Linked DNA regions of Homo sapiens: region 2 is linked to region 1. The links are chromatin loops, found by intact Hi-C in ENCODE. Cell type or tissue: left ventricle myocardium inferior. All regions are shown on one strand. Links, peaks and the distances in the headings refer to the core of each region. The heading gives the core; the rest is flanking DNA. Region 1 has its middle 320 kb from the start of PBX1. Region 2 has its middle 140 kb from the start of LMX1A-AS2.

The links. Peaks named below come from ENCODE experiments on the same cell type or tissue, not always from the same donor. Only the 100,000 strongest peaks of a DNase experiment are listed, where the experiment ranks them.
Region 2: a loop joins it to region 1, with 3.0 times the contacts of the local background. A loop is called at or near these places in 7 of 110 quality-filtered maps.

What each region holds. Positions count from the first base shown.
Region 1 is chr1:164,235,900-164,245,400 of GRCh38, reverse strand. No RefSeq gene overlaps it. Among named protein-coding and RNA genes, the nearest start is that of PBX1, 320 kb to the left of the region's middle. RefSeq lists an enhancer at 8,354-8,523. In left ventricle myocardium inferior, for the core only: a CTCF peak has its summit at 5,135 (motif pointing left); no DNase peak of the experiment used is centred there.
Region 2 is chr1:165,060,308-165,069,808 of GRCh38, reverse strand. No RefSeq gene overlaps it. Among named protein-coding and RNA genes, the nearest start is that of LMX1A-AS2, 140 kb to the left of the region's middle. In left ventricle myocardium inferior, for the core only: no CTCF peak of the experiment used is centred there; no DNase peak of the experiment used is centred there; H3K27ac peaks cover 1,515 bases.

The sequences.
Region 1 (9,501 bases), core at 855-8,854:
GAAAACATAGGAGACATTTCTTTATAGTAAATTGAGACTGGCTTCAGAGATTAGTGTCACAATCTGTGATGTGGATAAGGGGAAGAGGGAATAGGCAGGTGACTACACTCTGACCCTTCCTAATGCTTGACTGGCAGAGCTGGCATTCCCAACTGTCCTTACTTAATGTCCCTTAAACATTACAGCAGCCTGACCCTCCTGAAGCTACAGAGAACTGCGGCCTGCAATTTAACAGGGATGAAAACTGGGCCTAATGACATCCTACATGGTCACGCTCTTTCTGGACGGTTACACAAGCATGAAGAAGTGAGGAGAGAACTCTTATTTTGGTTTGTTCTGTAGCAGACCAAGAAGTGATCACAGAGTTATTCCACAGTAAAATAGTCTGGCTGCCAACACCTCTGTATCTGGTATACACACACCTGCATGCATCAGTATTCTTTCTGTAAACTATCAAAACAATTGACAACATCCCACAGAATGCTATAAAAGTTCTCCAAATTCCACAGTGATGGAACTAAAAGCAGAGTTATTTTGTATAGATCCCTTGTAGCTAATAATACTCTCCTGTTTGTTTCATCCAAATAATGGGTTTCTGATTATCTTGACATAGTTCCTAAAACATCAAAATAGCTTGAATTTTCCCAGTGAAGAATTACCTTAAAATTAAACTTTAAAACGATTTTATGTTATATTTGTCATGATTATTTTATGTTACATGTATAAAATTTTCGGTAGTATTTAGATTTATTCAAAAGAAGTGGTTAATATAAAGAATATACTTTAAGATCTAGACTTTTTACTTCCAATCTGAAATGTCATGGGTCAGTTCAAAGCTGACAGGATAAGCATGATTGGAAAGTTGATCAAGTCACCCTGTGGGAATTCAACTGGACAGTTCACAGTAGACAATCAAAAGTCTATGGCTTGGAGCAGACTTTAGAGTTTATTGAGTTACCTGCCTTCATGAAGAACTGCCCCTGAGCATTTAAAGAGTGTTGAATGGTAGGTGTCCTAGTCATCTTGGGCTACCACAGTAAAATGCCATAGACTGGGTGGCTGAAACAAGAGAAATTTATCTTCTCACAGTTCTGGAGGCTGGAAGTCCAAAGTCAAGGCACTGCCATTGTTGAGCTCTGATGAGGTCTCTCTTCCTGGCTTGAAGATGGCTGCCTTCTCTCTGGTCCTCACATGACTATTCCTTGGTGAAGATAGGGGGTAGGAGGGGGGGGGCGAGAGAGAGAGAGAGAGAACACTTTCTTCCTCTTCTTGAAAGACCACTAATTTCATCATGAGGGTCCCACCCTCATGGCCTAACCTAACCCTAATTACCTCCCAAAGCCCCGTCTCCAAATAGCATCACATTGGGGATTAAGATTTCAACATATGATTTTGGGGGAAACACAAAAATTCAGTTCATAACGGTAGAGGTTGTTCTACTTGCCAAACACTGTGCTAGTGTCTTACATGCATTATTTCATTTAATTATCACAACCATGTGAAGTAGGGATTAGTGTATCACTTTGTAGATGAAGAAAATGGGTTTTCAAAAGGGTAGAGAACTTGAAATAAGCAGAAGAGCTGGGTTTCAGCTTCAGTTCCACCTGAAAGTGTAATCTTATTTCTAAAGTCCACCACACAAAAAAATGTTATTATCTTTTACAATAGGTAAATATTTATTATATTTTAAAAATTTGAACAAATTTAGAGGTACGAGTGCAGATACATGGATATATTGTGTAGTGGTAAAGTCTGGGCTTTTAGTGTAACCATCACCCAAAAAGTATACACTGTTTACCTTAAGTAATTTCTCATCCCTCACCCTCCTCCCATTCTCCTACCCTTCAGAGTCTTCCGTGTCTATTATTCCTCACTTTATGTCTATGTGTACACGTTATGTAGCTCCCACCTATAAGTGAGAATATATGCTATTTGTATTTCTGAGTTATTTCATTTAAGACGATGGCCTCCAGTTCCATTTATTATGCTTCTGTGAAAAACATGATTTCATTCTTTTATTATGGCTGATTTGGATGCACAGATTTTTCTCTAGATCTTTGCATTGAAATAACATATATTCCTTTTTCTTTTAATTATAATAAGTCAAATCTTTAACTTGAGCTTGAATCTTTAAAAAACACAAAAGCATGCTCAGGAAATAAATTTATTACACAAAGTCCTTTGAAGCTTTGAGATGTGACATTTTCCTAATGACGTGCAAAGAAATAGGTTCATTGTATTGGAGTTGGTGAGGTGTTATGTAGTTTTGAAATGTGTTCTAAAATTTCGAGTATAAGATAAAATTCAGCCTTCTGAGCTCTGAAGTTTTGTGGTTCTACTTAGAACTAAAATGAGAGATCGAATATCAGCAATATTTAAAAATCCAGCAAATAATTACTACACACATGCCACAAGCCAAAGAACATGCAGGTCCCTATATTCCAGTAGACAGGAAGAATGATAGTATCCCTGCCTTAATGGATCTCCTGCATTTTGAAATTATGATAAATGCTTTTTAAAAATCTCTAAAATGAAATCCAGCAAAAATGATTTGGGAGTATTGTTTTTTTTTCCTGATAAATGACGTTCTAATGACATTTAATAAGTTAGAATTACTGTAGTACGGGTTCATCTGCTTTTATGTTAATTGTCTTGGGCAACATGAACAAGGGTGAAAAATCAATGATTTGTCAACTGGTCATTTATATTTATGTGAACAATCTCTAATAAGTACAAGTCATTCAGTTATTTTCTTCCTTTACTGTTTTGCAAATGATTCAAATGATACCTAGTAGAATTAGTATAAATATCGAGTTGTGAGTAATGTGATTTGGGTTAAAATTCTTGAATTATTTGTAATTAATTGACAGAATTTTAACCATAATTCTAATCATATTCAGTTTCAGCATGTAGAGACTTGCATTGTCTCCTTTACGTAATTCCGTTTAACAGAAAATAAACTATCAGAGCTTCTTTGCTTTAACAATTATGCTGGATAAATTAGTCTGTTCTCACACTGCTATAAATAAGTACCTGGGACTGGGTAATTTATAAAGAAAAGAGGTTTAATTGATATGCAGATCCACAGGTTGTACAAGAGGCATGACTGGGGAGGCCTCAGAAAACTTACAGTCATGGTGGAAGGTGAAGGGGAAGCAAGCATGTCTTCACATGGCTGGCAGGAGAGAGAGAGGGAGAAAGAGAGAGAGAGAGAGAGAAGGGGAAGGTTCCACACACCCTCAAACAACCAGATCTCTTGAGAACTCTATCACAAGAGCAGCAAGGGGGACATATGCCCACATTATTCAATCACTTCCCACCAGGTCCTTCCTCCAACACTAGGAATCACAATTCAACAAGAGATTTGTGTAGGGACACAGAGCCAAACCATATCACTGGGCTGAATAAAGAAATTTGGATTTTCTAGAATATTTAGCTTTAATATTTGAGAAAGAATAAATGCAGTTGATAACATAAAGAACAATTTCTGTATGCCTTATTGAAAGGAATGCCAAAGCCACTAAACACCCCTGAAATAAACTAACAAACCTTTGAAATAAATACCAACTAAGATTTATATTTAGATGGATATGAGGTTAGTTCTTACTACTAGGCAACCAGTTGACCTAAGTTTAATTTAAATCAGCATTGTAGTGTCTTCTAATGGACAGTAAGGATAAGTTCTTTTATACATGGAATACAGTGGTGTTTCCCTCCTCCCACCCCCACTTTAAAAATGCATCTTTATATCTATGATTATGTCTATAGAGCCAAATGAAGTGGGAAAATATGACAGTTATTGGAATAAATGTGGCCAAAATGGAACTGTCATTAAAATTATCTAGGTAATGGGAGATACATTTGGTATTTCTAATGTCTTCATTTCTTTGCTTTCTGCTTTCTGTTCTAGTCCCTTAAAAGATAGTGGGCTCATTGAATGTAACAGCTGGCATTCTAGATAGTGGCAATGTGAAATGGCCAATATATTGAGTATTGGTTATCCTCTTGTGTAAATCCTGAAAGATAACTTCAGTTCCTACAATGGGGGATCTAGCTCCACAGAGATGGACTCTTCCATATTTATATAGGCTATTTCCACTTACATCTCTCTTTCTCCTTCAGTAATGCCAAACTGAGACTTTTAATTTTCTGCTTATACATTGTGTGATATCCTCCAAACACACGGCTATAGGGTTAATTTTTTGTTGTTGTTTGAGTCCTCTACATTTAATCAAGTTTATCAACATATACATATCTGTCTAGCTAAGGATCAAAGGAAATGACAGATACTAAATATATTCACCCTGTCACTAGTAGGACATATGAGGAGTAAGAAAATAAACCCACTAGTAAGCATATTAAGTCAAATCAAAACATCAATTTGTCATTTTTCTTTATTAAGCTTGAAAATAGTTTTTTAAAATATTATTCAGTCCTGGTAAGTTATAAGACACACAATCTAGTGCATTGTTATTTGCAAAAAAAAATTGGTAAAAAATATTTTGAAATAAATTTGTATACACTAATGTTCACAAACTTTGGGACAGTAATCTCACTTGTAGGAATATTTGTAATTACTTAATTCTTACATAGAAAACAATATATAAAAGAGGATGTCAAACAGACCATGGTTTCATAGTTATTGACAAAAACTAAATAACACAGAAGTCTACCAATAAGAAATTACAATACAACTGTGTGGCATGCTTTGCTATTTTTCAAATATTTAAATTAATAGAAATAGAAATCATACAATATTATGGGTCTAATGCTCATAAATGATGTAAAATTTAGAAAGTAATTTGAAAGCTTGGATATCAGTATGTTTACAAATGTACCTTCTTGGAAGTGTATGTCAGTATATAGTATTAGTGTATTATTTAAGGTATTAATGAAAATAATAGACAAACTCTGACATTTCAGTGGTTTTATAATAAAAGGTCATTTCTCACTCATACAAGTTCACAGTAGTTCAATGCTGGTGCTTGGAGGAGAACCTTCTAGGTGATTCAGGGATTCAAGCTCCTTCTATTCCATAACTCCACCATCTCCTCCAGGACCATGGGGTTCATTAGTTTCACCTCAATGAAATGAAAGGCAAGACCGAAAGCGACACCTACTGCTCACCTCAGGCCTGAAGTGACACAACCCCCTCCTAATCAAATTCTATGGGCAAGAACTAGCTACACGATCCCACCTGGACAAGTGCATTGGAGAATGTGGCTTTGCTCGCTGGAAGGCTGCTTTGCAACAATAATGCTACATTAAGGAAGGCAAACACAGATTTTTATGGGGGAAAATACTTTGTCTCTGCCACAATTATTACAGTGGTCAAATACCCAGGCTCTGAAATCAGACTAAGGATGAAATGGGAAATTTAATAGTATCTACTTCATAAGTAGATTGTGAGAATTATATGAAATAATCACAGTGAAGCACTTACATTGTGCTCTACATGGTGGCAGTGAAGATCATGATAATCTTGTTTTCTCTGTCTATAATATTTCAGAAAAATATTAAGGAATAATATAAAATATTAATAGTGATGAAATTCAATGATTTTCCTTCTTTTTCTGGTTTCCAAATTTTCTGTATTATGATTAGGTAACTTTTATTATAAATATTAATTCTCATATGTATCATATGTATCTGAATATAGGCTATTCAAAGTTTTGAAGTCAATTGTATTTAGTCAATACTTTTGTGGCGCTTAATATGTGATGGCCAGATGGCCATTCTTTTAAGCATTTAACAAATCTGTTGGAAACAAGGACTTTGGAAAAGATAGCAGATTACGGTCTTGAAATTCTATGTAAGTAAAGTTGGCTGCAGGATAATCATTAATTATATATATATGTGTGTGTGTGTGTGTGTGTGTGTGTGTATATATATATATAGGCTTTTTTTTAATATGTATGATTTTCCATATGCAAAAAGCTGAAAGCAGACCATGGTTAGGTTAATGGCCTAAACTTGTTCTGCCAGGACAATCCAGGAATGTAAATGTTTGGTTCAACTCAAAAGAATGGAACTCTTGGCAACAGAGTTGTTACTTACCTTTTGCAGAGGAGAGAACTGAGGTTCACAGAGGAAGTGATCTGCCCTCAGTCACACCCCTGCATCACTTTTGGTGCCAGTGGTGTTAATGTTTGGGAAGTAATACAGCACGGAGTTCGGAGGAGCATTTTTATGGCTAAAGGGCAGCATCCTAAGCACTTTAGAAAACTAAGTGATGAGAAACCAGGTTAGATAACAGGCCTTGGGTGAGGAATAGAAAGGTTGATGGAAGGGACTCAAGATACATCACTCGTTTTTTAATTTTGCTTAAGGCTGACAATATTTCTAAAGCCTTCTTAAATAACAGGAGGAAATTTGAATGCAAGAGTTCAAGTAATAATGCTGACCTGAAAAATACAATTGAGATTAAATTTTCATTCATTTGATAAACATGTCAGGAACATTTGATATTCAGACAATAAGGAAACAAAATGAGTAAGACAGACTCTTCCATAGAGGAGCTCAGAGTATAGCTAGGGAGGAAGGAAGTGTAATTACAGTATGTAGTATTACAAGCTGAAGTAGAGGAATATCTAAATTGAAATTTAAAATATGAAAGAGTTTTTCTTATGGAAAAAATAAACTTTTAAAGTACATAGAGAAGTAATAAGGAAGGTTCTCCAACAATAAAAGCAATTTTTCTTATCTAGATTTTATACCAAATAGTTTACCAATATTGAGCTGAATTACCAACTATGTATCCAGAACATTTCACATATGCACACCTTGAGGACAAGAATTGCTACAGTGGGGACATTCAAGATCTTCAAAATCAAGATTGATGTGCTTTAGGAAATGTTGATTCTATGAAGATGCAACTAATATTTATTGAATACACCAATGTGCCAAGTAAGTCCCCATATTCCTATCACTGAATACCAAGATAGGGTTTACTAGAGAACACTCTGGTAAGAAACAATAAAACTCTTTTCTCAAAAAGTGGATTTATTTATGAGCCATTTTAGGTTTACTAGAAACAATCAGTTCTAGTGTTGTCTAGTGTTTTTAGTTCTAAAATATAGATGCACCACTATTGAGCATAACCAACTCTTGCGGAACATTTGCCTCTGCTGTACCTCTGTATTTCTTGCCTAGTTCCTCTCAAATGTCAAATTAACCTTCTGAAACTCCTTATTACATAGTATCTCCAATGAATAAAAAGACTCTTTTTGAGCATGAGTGTGTGTGAGAGAGTGTGTATGTGTGTGTATATATGTGTGTGGGGTGTTTTCCTGGCTAACACATGTCAGGATCTGCCTAAGCCCCTCACTTTGTGCTCAAATGTCACCCTGCCAGAATTCATTACATCCTGTTTATTAATTAATTAAAATATATTTATACAGAACAGGCTTTATGAGATGGAGTAAAAAATAACGTTATGAGAGGCATCCTCCAGACAGGGTGGCTTGTCTCCGATGGCAACCAGGAATGCAACTCCAGCGTTCCCTGTCAATGCCACTGTGAGAGTTGAGGTGATATGAAAATGTAGTAATTAAAGGTAGATGATCAAAGAAATTACTTCAGTTCTGGAACTGGATATGGGTCAAATGTATCTTTTCTAAATCATGGTCTGATCATAAATATCACTTTGGCTTTTTGATAAGAAAAAACACATCAGCGCTCTATACACACACTCACTCACAGACATATACACGTAACTCCAAAGGTGTCATGGGGACATAAAGTGAGGTGCTAAGGCAGCTGTGAAGATTCAGCTAATGCTTACTGACCTTCTGCTGACACCAGCCACTGGACAAGGTGTTTCCATGATCTTTTCTTCAAGTCAGCTTACTATATGACACGAGGACATTTATCTCGCTCCCTTTTATCTCAGGTTTCTTCCTTGTCTTCCAAACGTGGTTAAACAGACCTGCCCAACCTCCCGGAGCTACTGTGAGGGTACCACAGAGTATGAGAACCTGTTTGGAAAAATAAATTGACGTAGCATTAGAAATAAACTGTCATTACTGGATGGGTTTTCTAAGCATCCTTTTAGGAACATATTTTGGTGAAGCAGTACCTAGGCTGTGGCTATGGGGCTCAGTCTTGTATTTAAATAAACCTATATTGACAGATTAAGGTCTTGGGTACAAAAGTTGGAAAGGATGTCAATAATTATTGGATATAATCATGTTGTCTTGAAGATATTGTAAGCTGAGGGTAAGAAAGGCTTATTTTACAAGAAATACATATATGTATACATATATAACATACATATATATATATAAATATTCCATGAGGAACCCTTAGAAAGCTGTGATATACAATTATAAAAAAGAGACCACCCTCACTCCCAACAAAACAAAAAAACAAGAACAACAATAAAAACAAAACAGGCAGTGATGAGAAATAAAAAATAGAAAGTGCCTGAGATGAGGACTTCTTACTTTTGTCTTCCCGCAAATGCAGACATGAAACTAAAATTTATGGTACATAAAATAGTGTCAGGAACATATATTTGTTGAATGAAACATCTGAAAAACATCGAGAGGGAAGTTAGTTGTGACCAATACTCAAGTAGAAGATATTTATTCATTCTGGCTTTTATAACTAAATGGAAATCAATGCGAAAAATCAAATTTGATTTACTTAAATTTTCTTTAAAGCTTGCTTTTTAAGAATATATCTATCTAGTCTATAATATGAGGCATAGCTGTTTGTGATAAGCTGGCTGTTTGCTGTTCAATGATACTAGCAATGATTTTGAGTTGCAATCATTGGCTGTCCAATTCTAGTTTGTGGGTTGTGCTTAATTTAAAATTAATCCTTTTCAAAAAAATGTTAGGCAATAGCTCACGACTATTGTATAATGCATAACTATCAAAATTGTGGGTTACTGCTCTTATATGGTTGATTTTTCTTTCCTGACCTGTATAGAACTTTTAAAATAAGGTAGGAAAAAAAGTTCCTCAATTTGAATATTATAGATTTTTTTCTAGAAGGCAGATATAAGAATTGAACTTGAGGCTGGGTGCGGTGGCTCACACCTGTAATCCCAGCACTTTGGGAGACCAAGGTGGGCAGATCACGAGGTCAAGAGATCGAGACCATCCTGGTTGACAAGGTGAAACCCTATCTCTACTAAAACTACAAAAATTAGCCGGCTGTGGTGGCGGCTCTGGTAGTCCCAGCTACTTGGGAGGCTGAGGCAGGAGAATGGTGTGAACCCGGGAGGCAGAGCTTGCAGTGAGCTGAGATCACACCACTGCACTCCAGCCTAGGCAACAGAGCGAGACTCCATCTCAAAAAAAAAAAAAAAAAATTGAACTTGAGATTACCCAGGGGTTAATTTTCCATCTGTCTTTTATTAATGCAAAATTCTTGAAATTTAAGTGTTGTAGTGGATCATCTGTCCTTCTGTCTTGTTTACTGTATTAGGAAACAGACTCATCAGAGTGTAGCCAGCCACTCCCAGCTAATAAAGAAAGAGCCTGGGTTCCCACT
Region 2 (9,501 bases), core at 692-8,691, 820 kb before region 1:
GAATATTTAGTGGTAACTACATACATAGCCTTTGCCCTCATTGCCATCATGAAAACCCAGCTTTTCCCCCAGAGCTTAGGTAAGACCCTGCTAAAGGCTGATAATGGTTTTCAGCACTTACAACGTAAGCAACACTTCACTAAGCATTTCATATATGTTATCTCACATAATCCTCACTGCAGCCCTGTGAATTAGATATTATTATCCTCATTTTGCAAATGAGTAAATTTGCATTAAAGAAGTTAAATAACTTGTCTAAGTTCACAGAACTTGTAAGTGGCAGAAATGGGAATTTGATTCAATTTCTATTTCTTTCCTGGGCTGCTAACCACTCTACTCTGTGGCAGTGGGTACTCTGCACATATTCTATCAGAACCAACTGAAAAAGGAAAAATGGCTGTTGGCTCCAAAAGTAGGATCTAGCTTCCTGTAATGGGTCTAAGGTTGTCAGCACTCTGGACAAAAGTACCGCCAAGTGCACAGATCTGGTTTCCTTCCAGAAAACCAAGTAGACTCTATACTTAAAATGGGTGTTCTGAGGTCTAAGCAAGAACTGTTGATGGGTTTTATGTTATCAGACATGATTCTTGGGATTTATTTTCAGAGAGATTTAATTTCATCTTGAAGTGTACATGAAAAAGAACCCTACAAAGAAACATCTCTTGACCACCATGGGGTTCCAATATATGCCACATTCAAGTCTCTCCTTTGCCTAAGACCAGAACATTTGATGGAACTATAGAATTATTTTAAAAAAAACAAAACACTTCTTCCCAGCCCCATCTGTCATCATTCGAGTATTTGCATTTCACAAGCAAAATGAACCGCCCTATGAGAACACTGCTGCTGACATCACAGAGCCACTGCCACAGCTGCCCCAGCCCTGAGATGCTGGGGAGTTCTTCTGTGACATTTTATGGCATTGCCTGCAGCAACACGAAACCCTTGATCTGTTAGTCACTGACTAACAAGTCAAGTGACTTGACTGCAATCGAACTCACCGGATGGGCCTTTCAGAACCTGAGTCCAGTTGCTCCCAGGTGCACCAACTAACTGATTTGTGCAAACAAATTCACATCAACCCTCAGTTATTTGAATTCAACAGATTATTTTCAAAAAAGCCAGATATTTGATGGAATTCAGATTTCTTCTTTTTCCTTGAAGCAATTTGTTTGAAAAAGTAATATTTTTTTAAGACTCTTTGAAATAGAATAATACTACACTCAGGAAAATTTTCATTACTCCTTTATGGATGAATCAAGTATTATTTTAAATCTCTTCTGAACACAGTGTTACCCCATTATCCTCCTTGGTATAGAGACAGGTCACTAGGGCTGAGTAGGTTAAAAAATAGAATTTTTTAAGTCCCCAACTATAAAATGAATTACCCAACTGATGCAGCAGACTCTGAAGAAATCATTAAGAGCTATTTAGCTAAATAATATCCGTGCTAACAAGTCCCATAAAACAGATTTCGGTGAAAATGTGCATTCTACAATGGCTCTAAACACACATCACACCATAAGGGTTCTATCAGCTAATTAATATAGGGTGAGAAATTTAAAGAAATGAAATTAACTGAATAAGATCCTCATAACTCATTTCCCTACTGAAATAGGACAAAGAAGAGATATTTGCATAGCTCCGAGAACATCGTGTCTCCCTTTGACTTTGTTTTGGCCTCTGAGGACAAGAACCATTCCATAGTTTTGTCTTTCTCTTACCCTTTCTGCAACTCTCTCAGAAAATATGCTTATAAAGCAGTTATTTGATACTACTGCCACAGCATGAGCAATGGACATTCTCAACTTATAAAAGTCAGTCCTGATCTTCTGCAGAGATACTCATTCATTCTTTCTTTCAACAACATGTATTGAGCTCCCACTGCATACCAGACACTCTGCATGTGTTGTTGATGGGCATTGCTGCCTTCACTCATTCATGAATTTGACTTTGTCAAGCAGGATAACACTTGCTGGTCAGCACAGCTCCACTTAGGGAAGCTCTTGAAGTTCAAGTAAATGAATCGGAAAAGCTTTCTAACTCTGCCATTCTGTGAGCAGTTTGTTTCAACCCCATAGGGGTCTTTTGCAACTGTGGTTAGACAGTGCCAAAACTTCCTAGCTTTCAAAACATCTAAATCAGAAAGTTGCACTAAATTGATTGATGAACACATATGTGATCAAGTACCATTCCATCCCTTTACACCAGAGATGTCCTGGCAAGGGATATGGCCTGATTATGAAAATGTTGTCATATAAGTTCATGTTAAAATTAATTTTCTCAGTCCAGGCATGGTGGCTCATGCCTGTAATGCCAGCACTTTGGGAGGCCGAGGCAGGCAGATCACCTGAGGTCAGGAGTTTCAGAACAGCCTGACCAACATGGAGAAACCCCATCTCTACTAAAAAGATCCAAAATTAGCTGGGTGTGGTGGCACATGCCTGTAATCCCAGCTACTCGGGAGGCTGAGGCAGGAGAATTGCTTGAACCCGGGAGGCGGAGGTTGCGGTGAGCTGAGATCATGCCATTGCACTCCAGCCTGAGCAATAAGAGCTAAACTCTGTCTCAAAAAAAAAAATTAATTTTCTCTCCTTCCTATATCAGACTTATCCTCCAAAAGAAATCATGGTTACATACATTTCGTTCTCTGGCTTATCAGTTAGGGAATGGATGGTAGAAGTACATGGGTTTTCTGGGTGTATGGTCTTTAAGTATGAAATCAACATCCAATTACTCTAAATATACATGTGGTTTGTAAATTATTTATAACCAGTAAGAGAAATAGCCAGTAAACAATTGCGATCGGGTGTGATAGATCAACAATAGAACTATATTGTAAAGCCTGCTAGTTGCATGAAGAATGGAGTGGCCATTGCTGCTTTGGCTGGAGGGTTGGGAGTGACTTCTCAGAGGAAGGCATGAAACACTGAGTCAGGGAAATACGTTCAATTTAGAGGACAAGGGTGGGAGGAATGAGCATTTCAGGCAGAGGAACTAACAAGGTAAAGCTTCCAGTAGAATAGGATGGTAAGGTCAGGATTGCATTGGTAGTTTGGTACTACTGAGGCATCTGGTACAAGGTGGAGAACTGCTAGAAAGGGATTCAAGAGATATGTGGGGATGGCATAGCAAAGAGCAAAACTTAGGTTATATTATGTATGCTAAGCTATTTGAAAGCAACACTGCCTTATATTCATCACTGCATTACCCATAGCATAGCATCAAACATGGTGCTTGCTCTTATTTGATGCTTATTACTTATTATTTACTTACCTGTTGAATGAAGTACAAAAACAATATTTTCAACCATTTATTGACTGTATTCTATACAATTAGCCGGATCATCAGTATGATAAATAGAATCTGATCATGCACTATTCCTAACACGTGGAAAGCAAGACACCTTTAAATAAGAATATGCTAGGAATAAGTTGCCAATCACTGATTGGAAAAACATATACTAGAGGGAATGCAGTTGGATCTGTGGGAGGAGAACTGTATAGAGGGGTTTTGGAGGATGATTGCTTTTTAAGAACCATGCACCTGAAACATGATGGAAGGGTACAGTATGTGCCCAACTCTGACACCCTTGCTGACCTACAGAATATAATGCAAGCCACATACATAATGCAGTAAAATGGCTACATTAAAAAGTTAAAAGTAACTAATGAAATTGACTTTAATAATATTTTATTTAACCCTTTATAGGTAAATTATTTCAATATGTAATCAATATAAAATTATTAGTAAGAAATTTTACATTCTTTTTAAAAATTACATCTCCAAACTCTGGGGTATCTCACATTGAATACGTTTCAATTTGGACTAACCACATTTCCTTTTTTTTTTTTTGACAAGGAGTCTCGCTCTGCCACGCAGGCTGGAGTGCAGTGGCGCGACCTTGGCTCACTGCAAGCTCCGCCTCCCAGGTTCATGCCATTCTCCTGCCTCAGCCTCCCTAATAGCTGGGACTACAGGCGCCTGCCACCACACCTGGCTAATTTTTTGTATTTTTAGTAGAGATGGGGTTTCGCCGTGTTAGCCAGGAAGGTCTCGATCTCCTGACCTCGTGATCATCCCACCTCGGCCTCCCAAAGTGCTGGGATTACAGGCGTGAGTCGCTGTGACTGCCTGGACTAGCCACATTTCAAGTGCTCAATAGCTATGTATGACTAATGGTGACTGTATTGGACAGTGCGGTTTTAGTCCATCTCCAAATAACCTGAAGACAGAAATCACCAAAATGCTGCCATAAGTGTGGTTGATCAGCAGGTTATTGTCCTATACTAAAGATCAATTACTTTCAAATTGATAAAGTGAAGTCCATGCCTAGTTTTCTTGCACCCTGGGGTGGTGATATCCTGTTGCATGCTGACTTTCATCGTGGCTGTTAACTCTCACAAGAGGCCACAGAGGAAAGTGAAAACAATAATCCCTAAGATTTATTGAATACTTACTATGTGCCAGACACTTCCTGTGGATTATTGCATTTAATTCTCACAATAAACTTATGAGATAATTGCTCTCAGTATCTTCTGAAACTCCACAAGTAAGTTACCCGCCCAAGTTACATGAATGTGAGTAGAAGGAGGGACGGGATTCCAGTCTAGGCACATGACACTGGCTGCATCACTGTTCTGCCTCCTAGCCAGCATGAGTGCCTTCAGTAATGAGCCCACATCTTTGACATATAAGACTTTGGTTCTAGTCAACCAAATTCAATCCAGCGAACCTTCCCACAAATAGACTCAACAGTCAACAAACAACCTTAAGCATCCAGACTCTGGGTAGGAAGAAATTAATAAGGCACTAAACCTGTTCTAGGAGCTTATGATTTAGTGAGAAAGACAAAGACTTTACGAATTGAAAACTATTCATACATTAGTGTTACTAAGAAGGTAGAACCCCAGGTCCAAGGAAGAAGAATGTATTCAATTCAGCTGGAGGAAACTAGAGAAGATTTTGGAAGGAAGGGCCTCAGTGTCGCATCTGGAAGAATAAGCTCCCCTGGTCCAGATTTCAGTCAATAACTTTTCATTATTTAATCAAATGAGTCAGTTTACCCAAGGGACATAATATGAGTAAAATGGAACCCATGAACTAGTTTTCCTTCTTCATTTGAAGGTCTCTTTTCTCCAGTATAGAGTTTGTGTATACTCAGGAAATTAATTAGGTGAGTCGAGTAGCGTTTATCTTAATGAAGTGAATTCAACCAGTAAAGAACAACAGGTATCAGGCGGAGTTCTGGCCTTGGGATTCCCATCTTTCCTGGCAACCAGACTTTTTTCCTAGTAAAAAGTCATCTCCAAAACATCAGATATTGATCTTGTGTGTTTGCACTGAGTGAGGATTACTGTTATTTTATTAGACTTTTACTTTAATATATGTATTGGTGTGCAATACAAGATGTATTTCATACAGTGGGTATGGTTGTAAAAATTCGAGAACCACAGCTCACTGTGTGTGTGATGGTTGAGAAGGAGGTGTCTTTGTCTTGCCTGACACTGGTCTGGCTGTGTCTCCTCCCGTCTCTATCAGCCCTGCTACAGGCTGCCCTTCACTTTGGTACTGTCAGCTTTGCAGAACTCTTGGACACAGCTCTCTCAATAATAACATGTGTGTTTTCTGCCAGGATGCTTGTTAGTGAGGAGTGGATTTGGGGTGGCCACACATCCCTAACTTCCTCACCTTCATTCTCCATAGTACCTCTCCCCAAGCCCTGAGGTACACCATCCTCGACTGAAGAGTTGAGTCTCTTACAGAAACAGAAAAATCTTGATTTTTCCCTTAGCCTGTGACAAAAGCACCCCAGATGTTAAAATATTCACAGGGAGAGCATTCACTGACATCTGCATTTCTTAATCTTATTTCTTGGCTTAGTCTGCTTTCCTCTATAAGGATACCTCTTTCTCTAATGTCCACTATGCCAATGGCCCTGACAACATTCAGGCAATCTTACAGCAGCCTGGGATTCACATCCTTTCTGGCAGCTGGACCTATTTGCAAGTCTGAGTTTCCATTACGGAATCATGCTCAAGACATCAGCCAGGACAGTCCACCCAGGCACACTGCGTGTGTGCGTGCACACACATGTGAGAGAGAGAAAGAGAGAGGTACACATCTGTTTGTGTTTGCACATACATGCCCTCCACTGGCAGGGAAAGATTTTGACATTCCCTGTCCTCCGGAATTGCTCAGGGCAGATATAGGCAAGCTAAATCCCATTCATTTTGAGTTGTGAGTTACCCATCTGCCTCTCATTCTTTCAAACGCAGATGAACTATTGGATCAAACAAGTTTACACACACACACACAAACACACTTCCCAAAGACCAACATTAATCACTCAAATACTACAATTTACACCAGTTGTTTTTAAATGAAACATGTATTAGGAGCATTACTGGAGCTTGTTAAAATTTAAATTCTTGGGCCCTCATCCAAGGAATTTTGGTTTTGGAAAGCTGGGCAGGGCCTTATAATGTGAATTATAATAAACACTCCAAGCGATTCTGATGCAATCCTAAGGACTACCCTTTGAAAAAAGTTTCTGTACTTCTTTGAGCCATTTTCCTACTGCCAGCCACTACAACTGGCAAGGCCAGCTCTCCACAATGGAGTCAGGACTTCATATAATTATGCAGTGTTTTTGTTCTTTTTTTTACCTCTAGTCTAAGACCCCTCTTGCCCTTACCTTTACCACAGGCCTAACTAGAAAAAGAATCTAAATGGACTCTTTACAGAGCTATCAACTTAAGTGGTAGGGCTATCACCTTCAGTGGCAGCTTCCTGAAACGATACATCATATTGAAATCTTGAAATTAACACCTGCCTGTGAGTGCTTAATTAGATGTGTGCACTGAGGCCTTTCTCCTCCTGAACCTCTTTCTAGGGGTGGGGGTGAGATATGCGTTGAGGGTAGGGTGTTTGGTCTTCCAACCACAGTTACATGCCTCCTACGAGTTACTGGATCAATTCACACTTCATAGAGACATAGATGACTTGGGAAGACCTGGAGGACTGGGTTGCTTAAAGAGCCTTTGAGGTGGATCTTGACCAGCAGCAGGCACACGACTGCCTGAGGCGGTCTTCTTTTGGGGAGGGGGTGGAAGTGTAAACCTGTACCCAGGAATACAAATCTGAGAAGAAGGCAAGCCAAGGCTGTGGGGAGACATAAGTCCTGTGGTTCTTCCCCAGGGTCGTGGCCAGTCCTCTGTTCTCTGATAGGCAGCAGCAGCTCAGCTTGAGTAATTTACACTTGAAAACAATCAAGCTTACTCTTCTACTAAGGGCTCCAATCTGCAAGCCAGTGGACCAGCAGGTCTCTAACACTGCTTCTCTTCTTTTTTCTTTACACTTTACTCTATGGGTTTATACCTTTGCCAGCCCCCCTTTCCCCGTGATCTCCCTTTTCCTCAGATTTGGTTGTATTTCTTGGTCTTGTGCTGAGGAGCCTCTACCCCTTCCCCAGATGGCTTTTTCTGGGCAGTGTTCCAGACCCTCTCTGTGGCCCCAGCTCCCTGGCTCTGTGCACCTAATTCTTTTGTCTTTTTTTGTTTGTTTGTTTTTTGTTTTTGAGATGGGGTCTTTCTCTGTTGCCCAGGCTGGAGTGCAATGGCACAATGTAGGCTCACTGCAACCTCTGCCTCCCAGGTTCAAGCAATTCTCTTGCCTCAGCCTCCTGAGTAGCTGGGTTTACAGGCACCTGCCACCACGTCCAGCTAAGTTTTGTATTTTTGGTAGAGAGGGGGTTCACCATATTGGCCAGTCTGGTCTCGAACTCCTGACCTCAGGTGACCTGCCCACCTTGGCCTCCCAAAGTGCTGGGATTACAGGCGTGAGCCACTGCACCCAGCCCATGCATCTAATTCTTGTGGCTCTCCTGTATTTATAGATTGCTATCCTGTGATTGCACACTGCTTCCGATAGACTGCCATTTTGTTAACTTTTAAAGAATGCTTTCTAGCCTTTTACAGTCACATGACTGCCCTTTCCTCTGGTTGAACCTAACAAGAGTCTGAATGTTCTCATATGATGTGGTCACTAATAGGGACTACACTGTACCCTAAGTTTCAATCACACAGACCTCCCTCTTGTTTCTTGAACATTCCTGGGGTGCTCTTACTTTAGGGCCTTCCAGCTAGTGATTTCCTCTGCCAGAAATACTCTTCCCACAAATATCAGCATGGCTGACCCCTGACCTCCCTCAAGTCTTTGCTCAACTCTCACCTTCTCAGTGAGGCCTACTCCTAAACACCCTTTTAAAAAGGCAGCCCCACTCCAGTCCGGATCCCCTTGACTGCCCTGTTCATTTTTCATAATTATTATTTTTTGCTTGTTGTTTATTGTCTGTCTTCTCTGCTAGACTGTTCCACAAGGATGGGGATTTTGTTCCATTTTGAACACTGAAGTGTCCCTAAGCACTTAGGCCAGATCATAGCACATAGTAGATGCTTGAAGATATTTGTTGAATAAATAAAAATGCCCTGGGGTTAGGATCTCTGTTCCGTCCTTATATCTACTCTGGCACTTAAGAGAATGTGCATGGGAAGGGCTCTGTATGTTTTCATTAAGTTTAATTTTGTATCTTTATTACTAGTTTCATAATAACCTATGGATGTCAAGCAACATAAATTTGAAGGCTTTTTTCAACCACAAGACAGTATTGGAGGAGGCAGCGCCATCGCCACATGGCACAAGTGTTGTCTCCCTCCTCTTTCTGCCCAGGTACAGCCCATGCACCTTATCATGCTTTCATCCCCTTGCCACCCATAAATGCTTCACTACTGAATTAATGAAAGAGCTTGGTAGGATTCTCACCTCACTCTTAAAGTTGAAAGACTAGGATGCTAGTACTTGGGGTACTATGTAAGAACGACTATTATTAAGTTGTCTTATACAAAATTGCCATTTTTTTAAGTCAAAAATGATCAGATGTCCGCAGTTTCATGTGGTACAACCTATCATATGAAATCTGATGCAGTTGTGAGTAGAACCAAGATAACTAGACAAAACAGACTAATTAGTGCAGAAAGGTGGCCTTTTTGTCTTCCCTCCACTTGAGCCGACTCTTGGCCAACTGATATAGTGCCATGCTTGGAAACAGTAAGAGTCAGCTAGACCCGATGTCTTCCCAATGTCAGAAATGACCCTCCTCAGTCAGCTGCTGGGTTTGTCCTGCCCACAGCCTAGGGCTGGGTCTCGAGTATGTGCCCTGCAGCCTCTCTCTTCAGAGCAACAGTAAACATGAACCACACCACCTTTCCCAATTTTTAAACGTCATCACCAAGATCAAGGGCTTGTAAGATTTTCAGACTATGAACCACTTTAGCAGTGTCCAGAGAGAACTTGGAAGCCAGTGAGTCTACCCTTACTCATCAACACAAGGAAAAACCCAGACATTCTCTCAAATAAATGATACACGAGAAGATGTCCACTCCTTTGGATGAGGCACCAGGAGCAATATCTGGATTTTACAAAATATTAATGCAAGCCAGA